2 separate regions of the Homo sapiens genome follow, and region 1 is linked to region 2. The links are chromatin contacts, found by Hi-C or POLR2A ChIA-PET in ENCODE. All regions are on one chromosome and are shown on one strand. Each heading gives the region's core, a stretch centred on a gene start or an enhancer-like site at or near the end of the contact. The rest is flanking DNA. Distances are from core to core; before and after follow the strand shown. Region 1 overlaps PLLP (plasmolipin). Region 2 has its middle 19 kb from the start of CCL22.

Region 1 (7,061 bases), core at 4,152-6,651, 79 kb before region 2:
ACACCTGTAATCCCAGCACTTTGGGAGGCTAAGGCAGGCGGATCATGAAGTCAGGAGATCAAGACCATCCTGGCTAACATGGTGAAACCCCATCTCTACTAAAAATACAAAAAATCAGCTGGGCGTGGTGGCGCTCACCTGTAGTCTCAGCTACTCAGGAGGCTGAGGCAGGAGAATTGCTTGAACCCAGAAGGCGGAGATTGCAGTGAGCCAAGATTGCGCCATTGCACTCCAGCCTGGGCACTAGAGCAAGACTCGGTCTCCAAAAAATAAAAATAAAAAATAACAAAAGGGTACAGAGGGTACCTAGAAATGCTTTTACCTTATTGTTCAGAGAACGTTGTTCTGTGGTGTTGGAAAAATAAGCTCAGGAGTACTCAGCTGCTTTCCTCTGCTGTCTCTACCAGCTCTGAGCAGGCAGCATGGCCAGCCACCTTGATTATATGACCTCCAAGCTTCACAGACTTTCAAGGTAGATGATATTGTTGAAATCTTTGATTCAGTAAGCTCACCTAACCTGCCCAAAGCAAGGGTGACTAAGTTATTGTCAAACTGAGTCACTTGTGAGAATAAAAGGCCGTGCTATTCTATTTATGCCAGCACAAACAGCATAAACCAGGACTGTTCCAGACCCAGCAAGCAGGAAGTATAGGCAGCCTTCCTCCGGTCAAAGAGTTCGCAGGTGGTGCTGAACGACTCCAGAACGTGAACTGCCCTACAGCAGGCATCTTCTACAGTCAAGCTGAGGTCTCCTGGAGGTTACAAGCACCTGTAAAAGTGATTTGCCAACATCTTGTCCAAATAATTTCTCTCATCTTTATTTTTATTAAAAAAAATAAAACAGTCACCACCAACCACATGACAACTCGCCAGGCAAGGCCTTGCTTCCCTCCCTCCTTTGCGTCCCATGTGCCTAGTCAGCAAGGTCGGGGAGGCACCGATGTTAGCTTCGCCCAAAGGGAGTATTACAGAGAGAGGCTTGGGAAAGGGAAGGAAACCTGGACAGGCTTTTCAGCACTGAGAAATCACTTAAAACTGATTTGCTTTCAGTAACTGGTATGTCTGAAATGCAGGGAGGGAAGACCATGCTGTCAGCAATCAACCCACTTTTTACAGGTTGGCTCCAGGGAGAGGTTGGTTGAAACGGTGTTTAAAGGAAGGAGAGTGGTTTCACCAGCTTGCTCAGCTCTCCTGGAACAAAGACTAAGGTGCTACGTGTTGCTTGTTAGGCTTATACTACGGCGGGTCTGGGGCTGCAGGTCTGGAGTCCTTGTTAGTGCATTTAGTGCTGGTGAGAAGGGTGGGCCCCAGTCTTGGACGCTGAAGTCCTCTAAAGACAAGGCAGAGACACAGCCTCAGATCCCCCGTCATCTTCCACTGAATAAGGGGGATGGAGAAGAGGTCTCAGCAGTTGGCCTCCTGCAAGCCGAGATGCCTGCCAGCCTGGGCCTGCTTCCTTAGCGCTGTGAGAGCTTATGTCTGACGGGCAGAGAGGAGCAAATGCAGTCCCTGTTGGGCTGACTCCACGCAGGGCTCCCCAGCTTCAGGCTTGCAGGGTGACCCTGCTCTGTGACCCAGCGGCGGCTTCAGCCCCAGAGGGGGCCGTGGCACAGGTGGTTTAGGCATAGCCGCCAGCCATCTGACTGGTGGCCGCATTGCTGCCTACTCCTCGCCAGGCCTGGTAGCTGAAGAAGGCACTCACTCCATAGGCGATCATCACCAAACACGCAAAGAACTGAAAGAGAGGTGAGAAGGGCTTAAGGACCGAGAGGGTGACAGTGACACAAGCTCCAACCAGATCTCAGGCCAGGCAGGAGGGGTTGTGGCAGCCGCACCATCTCACACTTAGCCAGATGCATTTCACAGCTGTTTATCATGGGGCTGATGAGCACCAGGGTCCTGGGATACCAACATTACCTTCTAACCATGGGAAACAGCTAAGAACCACAGGCAGGGCCTGTCAGATTGTGATAAGGGCAATGAAGGAGAAGATAAGAGTGACAGAGGGGACACCTAGCAAGGATTTAGTTCTAAAAAGACAACATTCAAAGGACACCCTAGGAATCTCCTAGAACCAGTTCAAGCCTCTATACTAACACCTGCAGCCACATTCAGAAGCTCCCCGTCTCTGTCCCCATCACTGAATTTGCTGATTTCAAAACTGCCCTCATCAGGAAGAGTAAGGAACCAAATGCGTGCCCATTGAGGCCCTGCCCTCCCCTGGGCTTGGCCGTGGCTCCAGGCCTGGCGTCCAACTTCTCTGAGCAGGAGCCTCCTGTCTGTCAAAAGGAACTGGTAGTCCCTTCCTCTCCCTCACTGTGGGTGTCGCAGGATCCTGGGAGGAGATGGTGTGCAGGGCCTGGTGGTGTGAAGGGTGACAGGCGTGGAGGGGACTACTGCCACTTCACTGGCCACCTGACGTGGGCCCAGAGTTTGGGTTTCATGGGAGAGCCTATGAATCTCCCAGAATGGTTTAAACCAAAAGGTTTTTGCACGTGCACTTGTCAGTGGGAGAGCATGTTTTTCACATTCTCCAAGGGGGCACGTGACCCTAAGGCAGTGTGGCACAGCTGATTTACAACAAGGTTCAATAGTCAGCCCAGGCCGCGTGTGGCAGCTCACACCTGTAATCTCAGCACTTTAACAGGCCAAGGCGAGTGGATCACCTGAGGTCAGGAGTTCAAAAGACCAGCCTGGCCAACATGGTGAAACTCCGTCTCTACTAAAAATACAAAAATTAGCCAGGCGTGAGACTCCATCTCCAAAAAAAATACAAAATACAAAAAAATTAGCGGGTGTGGCAGCACACACCTCTAGTCCCAGCTACTTGGGAGGCTGAGTCAGGAGAATCACTTAAACCCAAGAGGCAGAGGTTGCAGTGAGCTGAGATCACGTCACCGCACTCCAGCCTGGGCAACAGAGCAAGATTCCATCTCAAAAAAAAGAAAAAATAGTTAACCCAAAACTTCCATTGCCCACCACACACCACTCTCCACTGTTAATTATGGAAGCCTGGAGGCGGCCCGGCTCCCCTCTAAGACCCACTGAGTGTTCAGGTGACAACCCCTCAGGAGGTGGCAGGTGCCTGGCCTCAGACCAAGCGAGCAGCCTGAGTCCTGGGGCTGAGACCCTGCAGACCACCAAGGGAGCCTGGGAAGCAGACTCACCGAGGCAGCCGCGCGCTGGTTATAAGGCCGGGTGCCCCTCAGGGATGTCAGGTCAACTGCCGCAGAGCAGGCGATGAAGGCGGTGATGTAGAGAACGGTGGCGCTGATGTTAAAGATCATTAACTGCAGGACATGGGGGTAGGGAGTGGGGAGAGAAAAGGCTTAAGACACAAAGAGAGGCCAGACACGGTGGTTCACACCTGTAATCCCAGCACTTTGCGGGGCTGAAGTGGAAGGATCGCTTGAGCCCAGGAGTTAGAGACCAGCCTGGGGAACATAGGTAGGCCCCATCTCTACAAAAATAAAAAAGTTAGCCAGGCATGGTGGCGCATGCCTGTGATCTCAGCTACTTGGGAGGCTGAGATGGGAAGATCACCTGGAGCCGGGAGGTTGAGGCTGCAGTGAGTCATGATCACACCACTGCACTCCAGCCTGGGTGACACAGTGAGATCCTGTCTCAAAAAAAAAAAAAAAAAAAAAAAAAAAGACAAGACCAACGGTTGGGGCTTCTTGGTTCCCACTGGCACACTCCTTGAATAGCCATTGGATGGTGATGCAAACACCTGGGTCTTTCCCACCAACAGGGCCTCAAGAGGCCACAGTTTCCAGGGAGTCAGCCCATGAGGCCCTGGTCCCCAGGAGGCCTGCTGAGCAGGGAGCATGAACACACCTGAGGCTGGAGGAGGGGAATGACAGGAGGGCCTCAGTGATGGGGTAGTGGCAGTGCCAGACCCATTCCTCACAGAAAGAGCCCAATCCATGACCCATCTCTTTGTACCAGCTAAAGAAACACAGGCTACTCCTCCAAGTGTGGTCCAGGGCCAAGCCCAGGCCATCCCTGGTACCACTGCAAGGTTTGGCTCTGTGGCCAGTCCTGGGCTGGGCCTCACATCCCTCTCTGCCTTCAGGGGGAAGAATTTTTGTCTCCCTCTTGGCCACATCCTAAGCTCAAGGCTCTAAGCAAATGCCAGGGTCAGGACCAAGAGGACCAGATATTTCAAGCTGGATATGGAACCAGACTGGCAGGAAGGGGCCCTCTGCTGACAACCAGGGACCAGTCCCTCATCCCAAACGCTTGGCCCCAGGAGCCCATTCACCGTCTTCAAACGCCTGGTCCTCAAACATTCATTCAGTTCGTCCAATATACTTTTAAAAAATTACCAACATTATAAAATTAGATTTCATGAAAACCTGAAGACTTCATGTAAAAATTTTATATTAAAAAAATCTTGGCCGGGTGCAGTGTGGCTCATGCCTGTAATCCCAGCACTTTGGGATGCCGAGGCAGGCAGATCACTTGAGGTCAGAAGTTAGAGACCAGCCTGGCCAACATGGTGAAACCTCGTCTCCAATAAAAATACAAAAATTAGCCAAGAGTGATGGTGCCCACCGGTAATCCCAGCTACACAGGAGGCTGAGGCGGAAGAATCACTTGAACCTGGGAGGCAGGGGTTGCAATGAGCTAAGATCGTGCCACTGCACTCCAGCCTGGGCAACAGAGCGGGACTTTGTCTAAAAAAAAAAAAAAAAAAACTTAGGATATCAAAAGATTTCGCTCCAAAGGGGCTGCATTCCCACTAGGAACAGATGAAGTGAGTATAGAGGCAGCTTGCGATGGGCAGATGGATGCTGGCTTCTCCAGGGTCCCTCCTGACCCAATTTACTCACATATCTTGCCTGGATCCTGTAGGGGTCTGTAGCCCCCATGCCAGAAAATCCCAAATTGGCCATGCTAATCCAGCCTTCTCTAGATGCAGTTAAGCCCTCTCTGCCCCATTCGTTGAGGGTCCAGAAGCACAAGAAGCAATGTCCTGCCACTGTGGCAGAAGGGAGCCTCCTTCCATTAACAGCCACGGCTGGAGCCCCAAATCTGCACCTAAGAGACACACAGGCTTTTATCTCTGGAGATTTCTCTCTTAGAGGTCCCTGGGACGTGAGGGAGGGGGTGGACCCTGAGCCCGGAAGTCAAGGCACCGCCTCCTCGCCCCAAAATCTTCCCTGCAAGCCCAGCGACCCCTGCAAACGCTGCCTGTTTCTGCCAGGGATGTCGAGATCTAACAAACCCATTCTGTCTTGAGGATGACTCACGTTTCCTCGGTTTAAAAAGTCATTGAATTCCAAACAATGCCGCCTAGTCCCAGCCTTGCTTGTCTTACAATCATGTGCCTTTCTCGCCTCTCTTCTCACTGAAAGCCTCAGACCCCAGCTGCAGGGGTTTTCCGGGTCAGAGGAAAAAAAAAACCAGCAGCTTTCTGTGTGTCTGGCCGGGGTACTTCCCATGTCCGCTCTCAGCCCTGTGTCCTGGGGAGACTGTCCTGGGGCAAACCTGGGGAGCCCAGCCTCTCCCAGGCCTCAGGGCCTCACCTGCAGGCAGCCAGGTGCCCGAGCTTGTCCTGCACACTTGAGGCCCTGGCCTGGGCAACTTCTGACAGCTTGCCACAGCCTCCAGCCACAGGGCTGCCTACCTGGGCCAAGCTACAATCTCACAAACTCACACAACACAGGCACAAATTCTGACCACCCCCAGAGGGAAATTTTTTTTTTGAGGTGGAGTCTTGCTCTGTCACCCAGGCTGGAGTATAATGGTGTGATCTCGGCTCACTGCAATCTCCGCCTCCTGGGTTCAAGCAATTCTCCTGTCTCAGCCTCCCAAGTAGCTGGGACTAGAGGCGCGCGCCACCACACCTGGCTAATTGTTGTATTTTGCTAATTGTTGTATTTTTTGTAGAGACAGGGTTTCACCATATTGGTCAGGCTGGTCTCAAACTCCTGACCTCAGGTGATCCACTCACCTCAGCCTCCCAAAGTGCTGGGATTACAGGCGTGAGCCACCACACCCGGCCGGGAAAAATATTTTTAAGATTCCAAATGGCCTCTTACAAATCCACTCAACAGCCCCTCACTTCTACTCCCCTCCTGGGACAAAGTCAAGCCTGTGTCCTTCCTGGCTCATGGTTCCCCAAAAAACCGTGCACCTAGGCATGGTGGCTCACTCCTGTACTCCCAGAATTTTGGGAGGCCAAAGTGAGAGAACTGCTTGAGCCCAGGAGTTCAAGACCAGCCTGGGAAATAAAGTGAGACTCCTCTTCTACAAAAAATAAAAATAAAAATTAGCAGGGCATGGTGGCACGTGCCTGTAGTCCTAGCTACTGGGGAGGCTGAGATGGGAGGATCACATGAGCCCAGGGGTTCAAGGCTGCAGTGAGCCATTATTGAGCCACTGCACTCCAGCCTGCACATAGTGAGACACTGTCTTGAAGGAAAAATAGAAAAACTGGACCTCTGAACCATCAATCCTCACCTCCACCCCTGGCTCTGCAGATCAGCTTAGGTCAGTGAGGATGTCAGGCCACCCCCCCACACCCTGCCACTTCTTCTAGGGAAAGTCACAGTGGTCCTGTCATAGCCACTTCCAGTACCCCCACCCAGACTCACCACCAGTGGCCAGGGAACCATGTACAACTTCATGTGCAGCTGAAACAGGTAGAGGTTGAAGAGGACGATTGTCACCAGCCAGAGGAAGACAGCGACGAACATCACCCAGCCATAGGCCGGATACAGGTGGTACGGGGTGTCCGCAATCAGCGCCCACACCAGCAGCCCCAGCACCTAGGAGGGTCAGACAAGGCAGGATTGGCCAGAGATGCGGTTTCATTTCTTATCTAGCTAAGAAATACTGGCCAGGCACAGTGGCTCATGCCTGTAATGTCAGCACTTTGGGAGCCCAAGGTGTAATAATCGCTGGAGGCCAGGAGTTCAAGACCAGCCTGGGCAACAGAGCAAGTCCCCATCTCTACAGAAAAATTAAGGCCGGGCGCAGTGGCTCACGTCTGTAATCCCAGCACTTTGGGAGGCTGAGGTAGGCAGATCACCTGAGGTCAGGAGTTCGAGACC
Region 2 (7,218 bases), core at 2,713-5,212:
GAACATGAATGTGCAGGTATCTGTTCAAGATCCTGCTTTCAATTCTTTTGGATATATACCCCAAAAAGGAATGTCTGGATCACATAGTATTCTACTTTTAATTTTTTCAGGAACCACCATACTGTTTTCCATAGTGGCTATACAATTTTATATTCCCACCAGCGGTGAACAAGAGTTCCAATTCCTCCACATCCTTGCCATCACTTGTTATTTTCTGTCTTTTTTTTTTTAATTAGTCATCCTAATGGGTGTGGGTTGATATTTGTCTTGATTTGCAGTTTCCTAATAAATAATGATGTTTAACGTTTTTTCATCTTGGCCATTTGTCTATCTGCTTTTTTTTTTTTTTTTTTGACGGAGTCTTGCTGTGTTGCCCAGGCTGGAGTGCAGTGGCGTGATCTCGGCTCACTGCAAGCTCCGCCTCCTGGGTTCACGCCATTCTCCCGCCTCAGCCTCCCAAGTAGCTGGAACTACAGGCGCCCGCCACCATGCCCAGCTAATTTTTTGTATTTTTAGTAGAGATGGGGTTTCACCATTCATGGGATGGTCTCGATCTCCTGACCTTGTGATCTGCCTGCCTCAGCCTCCCAAAGTGCTTGGATTACAGGTGTAAGCCACCATGCCTGGCCGGCCATTTGTATATCTTTTTAGGAGAAATACCTATTCAAGTCCTTTGTTCATTTTAAAATTGGGTTATTTGTCTTTTTCTTATTGTGTTGCAGGAGTTCCTCATATATACATATATATATATATACATATATATATATATATGTGTATATATATATGTTTTTTTTTTTTTTTGAGACGGAGTCTCACTCTGTCACCCAGGCTGGAGTGCAGTGGTGCGATCTCAGCTCACTGCTGCCTCTGCCTCCTAGATTTAAGCGATTCTCCTGCCTCAACCTCCCAAGTAGCTGGTATTACAGGTGAACACCACCGCACCTGGCTAATTTTTTGTATTTTTTAGTAGAGATGGGGTTTCACCATGTTGGCTAGGCTGGTCTCTAACTCCTGACTTCAGGTGAACCACCTGCCTTGGCTTCCCAAAGTGCTGGGATTACAGGCGTGAGCCACTGCACCTGGCCGAGTTCCTCATATATTTTGCATATTAACCCTGGATATGTAATTGCAAATATAGTCTCTCATTCTATAGGTTGTCTTTTCACTCTGTTGATTGTGTCATTTGATGCACAGAAGTTTTAGATTTTGATGTAGTTTAATGTATCTATTTTTACTTTTGTTATCTGTGCTTTTGGTATGATTATCCAGAAAATCCTTGCCAAGTCTGATGTCATGAAGCTTTCTTGTATGTTTTCTTCTAAAAGTTTTATAGTTTATTTTTTACATTTAGGTTTTTGATCCATTTTGATTTAATTTTTGTATATGGTGTATAAAGTAAGGATCTTACTTTATTCTTTTGTATGTGGATATTCAGTTCTCCCATATCATTTGTTGAAGAAACTGTCCTTTCTCCATTGTATAGTCTTTTCACTCCTGTCAAAGCTCATTTGACCATATGAACAAGAGTTTATTTCTGGGCTCTGTATTTTGTTCCATCCATTTATATGTCTGTCTTTATACTGGTACCACACTGCTTTGATTACTGTTGCTTTGCAGTATGTTTTATTATTTATTTTTATTTATTATTATTATTTTTTGTAGAGATGGGATCTCACTTTGTTGCCCAGGCTGGCCTCAAACTCCTGGCCTCAAGCATTTCTCCTGCTTTGACCTCTCAAAGTGCTGGGGTTATAAACATGAGCCACCCTGCCTAGCCTGTAGTATGTTTTTAAGTCAGAAAGTGTGATGTTTCCAACTTTGTTTTTCTCTTTCAATATTATTTTGGCAATTTGGGTTCTCTTGAGTTTCCATATAAATTTTAGAATTTTTTTTAAAAATGATGTTGGGATTTTGATAGGGATTGGATTAAATTTGTAGATTGCTTTGGTTACTATTGACATCTTAACAATATTAAGTCTTTTGATCCATGAACATAGGATGTCTTTCCATTTATTTGTGTCTTTGTTTCTTTCAGAAACATTTGTAGTTTTCAACATATAAGCCTTTTATCTTGTTGGTTAGGTTAGGTTTATTCCTACATATTTTATTCTTTTTGATGCTATTGTAAATGGAATTATTTTCTTAATTTTATTTTCAGATTGTTAATTGTTAGTGTGTAGAGATGCAATTGTTGTTTGCTTTTTTTTTTTTTTGACAAGATCTGGCTCTGTCACCCAGGCTGGAGAGCAGTGGTGCGATCTCGACTCACTGCAACCTCTGCCTTCCAGGCTCAAACCATCCTCCTGCCTCAGCCTCCCAAGTAGCTTGGACCACAAGCGTGCACCACCACACTCAGTGAATTCTGGTACTTTTTGTAGGGACAGGGTTTCGCCATATTGCCCAGGCTGTTCTTGAACTTGTGAGCTCAAGTGATCCATCTGCCTTGGCATCCCAAAGTGCTGGGATTACAGGCATAAGCCACCACACCCAGCTGCAATTGACTTTTATGTGACCATTTTGTGTCCTGCAACTTTACTGAATTGTTTGTTAGTTTTAATAGCTTTTTAATGGATGCAATTTTTAGGGTTTGCTGCATATAGGATCATGTCATCTTCAAACAGAGATAATTTTACTTCTTCATTGTCAATATGGATGCCTTTTATTTCTCTTTCTTGCCTAATTGCTCTGGCTAGGATTCCAGTACTATGTTATTAGAAGTGGTGAAAGCAGGCATCCTTACTTATTCCTGGTCTTAGAGAACAAGCTTTCAGTCTTTCACTATCAGGTTTGTTTTAATCTGCACATAACTATGCTTAGGTAGTTTCCTTCTATTCCTAGTTTGTTGTGTATTTCTCCATTGTTTTGGACAAAAGTCATGTGTTAATCTTACTGTCATTTCTGTGTATATGATGGATTTTCTTTTCTGCTTTCAAGTTTTTATTTTCTTCTTTTCAACAGTTTAATTATAACGTGCTCATGTGTGGATCTCTTTGAGTCTATCCTACTTCTGGCTCATTCAGATTCTAGGATGTGTAGATTAATGTTATCATCAAATTTTGGAATTTTTCAGCCATTTTTTTCTTTGAATATTTTTTCTGCCCATTTCTCTATTTTTTCCCTCTTTCTCAGAGTCCTGTTACCTGGATGTTGGTGCATTTGATGATGGGCCAAGGCTTCTTAGTCTCTGTTCATTTTCTTCAGTCTTTTTTCTCTCCATTATTCAGCTTGTATAATCTCTGCTGATCTATCCTCAAGATTGCCAATTCTTTATTTTGTCAGCTCAAATTTGCTTTTAAGCCCCTCCAGGGAAATTTTCATTTTAGACACTATACTTTTCAAATCCAGAATTTCTATTGGTTCTCTTAAAAATAATTTTTCTTGGCAGGGCACGGTGGCTCATGCCTCTAATTCCAGCACTGTAGGAGGCTGAGGCGGGTGGATCACCTGAGGTCAGGTGTTTGAGACTAGCCTGGCCAACATGGAAAAACCCCATTTCTACTAAAAATACAAAACTTAGCAGAACTTATAACAAACTACAAAAACTTATAACAAAACTGCAAAACTGTGAGAAAAAATAATCATTTGAAAACTGGAGATTGATCAAAATTATAAGTAGTAGGTAGAATAATGGGTGACAGAGTGAGATTCTGTCTCAAAAAAAGAAAAAAGAAAAAACTAACACAGTATGTAACAAATTGAGAAGTGTTTACTTTGAAAAGTCTTGAACTTTAATGAGAAAAGAATGAGGGCTTTGTGTGGGTGGGTGGGTGTTTCAGAGCTTCCTCACTCAGTCATTCTGGAAGTCCCATCTATATGTGATACATTCTTACAATGGAATACTGTGGAGGAATGAGAATGAAGTAAAAGGGCAAGCAAAGACATGGCTGAATCTCCTAAACATAATGTTGAATGAAAGGAGTCAGGCACAGGCCAGGTGCAGTGGCTCATGCCTGTAGTCCTAGCTGCTAGGGGAGCTGAGGTGGGAGGATAGCTGAGGTTGAGGCTGAAGCGAACCGTGATCGTGCCACCGGACTCCAGTCTGGGTGACAGAGCGAGACGCTGTCTCAAAAAAAGAGAAGAAGTCAGGCATAAAGGAATGCTTTCTGTATGATTCAGTGTTTCTTTCTGTTCTTTGTTTGTTTGTTTTTTTGAGACAGTGTTTCTCTCTGTCACCCCCCCCGGCTCATTGCAGCCTTGGCCTCCCAGGCTCAAGTGATCCTCCCACCTCAGTCTCTCTAGTAGCTAGGGGCCACAGGCTTGCATCACCATGCCTGGCTAATTTTTGTATTTTTTTTTTTTTTTTTGGAGAGATGGGGCCTCACTACATTGCCTAGGCTGGTCTCGAACTTGGGCTCAGGTAATCCTCCTACCTCAGCTTCCCAAAGTGCTGGGATTAGAGGCATGAGCACCCAGTGCACCCAGTCACTTTTTCTATGATTCAAATAGAAATAACTAGTTTAGGTATTAGGAGCCAGAATGGGCTTTCCTTGGTGGTGGCAGCAGAGGGGTTGTGATGGAAGAGGTCATGAGGGGGTTTCTGGGTTCTTCTTCTTCTTCTTCTTCTTCTTTTTTTTTTTTTTTTTTTTTTTTTTTTGAGACAGAGTCTTGCTCTGTCACCCAGGCTGGAGTGCAGTGGCGTAATCTCTGCTCACTGCAACCTCTGCCTCCCGGATTCAAGCAATTCTCCTGCCTCAGCCTCCCGAGTAGCTGGGACTGCAAGCACCCACCAACACGCCTGGCTAATTTTTGTATCTTTAGTAGAGATGGGGTTTCACCATATTGGCCAGGCTGGTCTCAAACTCCTGACTTTGTGATCCGCCTGCCTCGGCCTCCCAAAGTGCTGGGATTACAGGTGTGAGCCACCATGCCCAGCTCTTGTTCTTCTTCTTCTTTTTTTATTTTTTAACTTTTTATCTTCTAGTAATTTCAAACTTACAGCAAATTTGCAAAAATAGAGTAAAGAAATCCTGTATTTCCTGTATTTCCATCATCCTGATCCACCAACTGTTAACATTTTACCACTTGAGAAAATAATAATTCTTTCCGTACGAGGAGTCCAAGCCCATGTAGATACAGCATCCCTGTGACAGTGACTTCCAGGATCCCACACTAAAAGAAGGGCAAGAGGAGGAGCCTTCTGACACATGGTTGGTCCTGGGGGACCCATTCCTTAGGTAGGTGGCCACTGACCACAGAAAGAGATGACACTGTTCATTGTCCAGTTTGAAGGCTCCTGAGATTCCAAACGCTCTTGGTTCCCCCCTGGTCTTCTCTATAATTCTCCATCTGTGTCCAGATTACCAGGCTTCAGGGTGAGTAAATAACAGGGAACCGAGGGTTGGGAGGCACTACGGAAAGAACCCTGGGCTCTGGGATAAACGTCCATACATTTTCTTCTTCTTTCTTCCCCTCACACCATTCCTCATGCTTTTCTGCTTCCCCTTTCTGCTTCCTTCCCTATAAGATGTCACCTCCTCTCAGTTTCAGCCACTACCTCTTGTCTGGGGACTGGGAGTTGGAGTTTCCCTGGGTCAAGCATGTCACCGTCCAGCTCGGGTGTTCCATCTGTGAAATGTGCAAGGGGCATTTATACCCTTTCAATCACCAAAGGCTGTTGTAAAGATCATTTGGAGCTGCGAATGTGCAAGTTGTTGATCCTCAAATAGCCTGGCAGTGGCAGGCATGACCAGTCCCATTTCACAGAGTCAGGGCCTGAGTCCCAAGGGCACAGGGCCTGGTAGTCAAGCTTCACTGCCAGTTGGTAGCAGAGCCCGTATCTCTGAGACTTAGGATATAGCCATGCTACTCACACCCTCACCCTACAGGCTATAAGATGACTCTCATTTTTATAGAATACCAAAAAGCCAATTGGAAACCCACAAAACATATCAAATGGCAGAAGAGGTAGATGGAATGTGTAGAATTGTTTGCTTTTCTAAGGGTTTTCTTCTTGAAGAAAGAGCAATTGTGGTTTTACAATGGGACTTGCTCGGAAATCCAGGCCAGGACAAGCTGCTTATTCAGAACAAAGTCCTGGAGGGTAAGTCATCTTCTCTTTGCCCAATCATTGTTCCTTGGAGGATGTCCATTATTTGCAGAGCCTGGCTGGCTCTTTGCCAAACCTATTTCCTCTTCTTGAGTACACCTCTTCTGTTTCCCAGCCTTCCTTGCAAACAGGTGAGGTCAGGTGTCTGAATTCTGGCTAATGGAATGTGATCAGAGCTGATGCACCCAACTTCCAGGCTTGGACCAAAAAAGTTTCCCACGCTCCAGGCCTGCTTCTATTTTCCCTTTTATGACTTGATGTAGATGAACACGGCGATCTGTTAACAACAGCAGAACCACAAATGGGAGGAGTCCGGGTGCCTGAACCGCCACTTGGAGAAGAGCTGCCCATTAATCAGGAACATCTGTTTTGGACTTTATGTGGTGAAACATAAACTTACTGTGTCTGAGCCATTATACAATTTGAGGTTTGTTTGTTATGACATCTGACGTTACAGTACCTAATACATGCCAGTTTACCTGATTCCAATGGTTCCTTTTTTAACTACAGAAGACATTTATATCCTTCACGTGTTCAATGATTTCTCCCACATAAATCAAAAGTATTTTCTTAGTCCCCTATTAGAACCTCAGGAATAAAGTGTGCTCCAGGGTTTCATCTCTCCCCTCTCTGAAGTGGATCTTCCTCTCATGACTCTGCCATCCCAAGGAATTCCTAAGAAGTATTTGCAATCAGAATTGGAATGAAGAGACAAGAAAAAGGAGAATTGATGATAGCAAGTATTGACTGTTCTTTTGAGTTTTACTGTAAAGGTCCAGCACCTGGAAGGGGATGTGGGATCTGTTTTCCTAATGCACTGTTTTCTTAAGATGGGAGAATTACTGGTTTGTTGCATGCCAGTGAGAATGCTACTGTAGGGCCGGGCGCGGTGGCTCACACCTGTAATTCCAGCACTTTGGGACACTGAGACAGGTGGATCGCTTGAGGTCAGGAGCTCAAGGCCAGCCTGGCCAACAAAGTGAAACCCCGTCTCTAAAAACAAATACAAAAATTAGCCAGGTGCGGTGGTGTGTGCCTGTAATCCCAACTACTTGGGAGGCTGAGGCAGGAGAATCGCTTGATCCCGGGAGGCAGAGGTTGCAGTGAGCCAAGATTGCACCAATGCACTCTAGCCTGGGCAACAGAGCGAGAGTCTGTCTCAAAAAAAAAAA

The links. A loop is a pair of places that touch in the nucleus more often than their neighbours do. ChIA-PET counts read pairs that join two places held with the same protein, here RNA polymerase II (POLR2A). Pooled maps may share reads with other maps.
Region 1: a pooled map shows a loop between it and region 2 (2.6-fold over the local background). The contact joins two enhancer-like sites. A Hi-C loop is called at or near these places in 2 of 50 pooled maps. POLR2A ChIA-PET finds 5 or more read pairs at or near these places in 2 of 52 experiments (CD4-positive, alpha-beta T cell and GM12878).

Annotation. Positions count from the first base shown.
Region 1 is chr16:57,255,295-57,262,355 of GRCh38, forward strand. It overlaps PLLP (plasmolipin), which reads right to left. Exons shown (of 4, transcript NM_015993.3): 2 at 6,603-6,776; 3 at 3,168-3,290; 4 at 803-1,735. The coding sequence ends at 1,619. Among named protein-coding and RNA genes, the nearest start is that of ARL2BP, 14 kb to the left of the region's middle. RefSeq lists a silencer at 2,944-3,156 and enhancers at 3,769-4,324, 5,368-5,507, 5,518-5,577, 5,989-6,544, 6,545-7,061. Within about 2 kb of position 5,402, at least 11 of the 41 ENCODE cell types and tissues checked have a DNase peak (open chromatin) inside an H3K27ac peak, as active enhancers do; they include GM12878, where a contact is called at or near this core.
Region 2 is chr16:57,335,754-57,342,971 of GRCh38, forward strand. No RefSeq gene overlaps it. Among named protein-coding and RNA genes, the nearest start is that of CCL22, 19 kb to the right of the region's middle. Within about 2 kb of position 3,963, at least 2 of the 41 ENCODE cell types and tissues checked have a DNase peak (open chromatin) inside an H3K27ac peak, as active enhancers do; they include GM12878, where a contact is called at or near this core.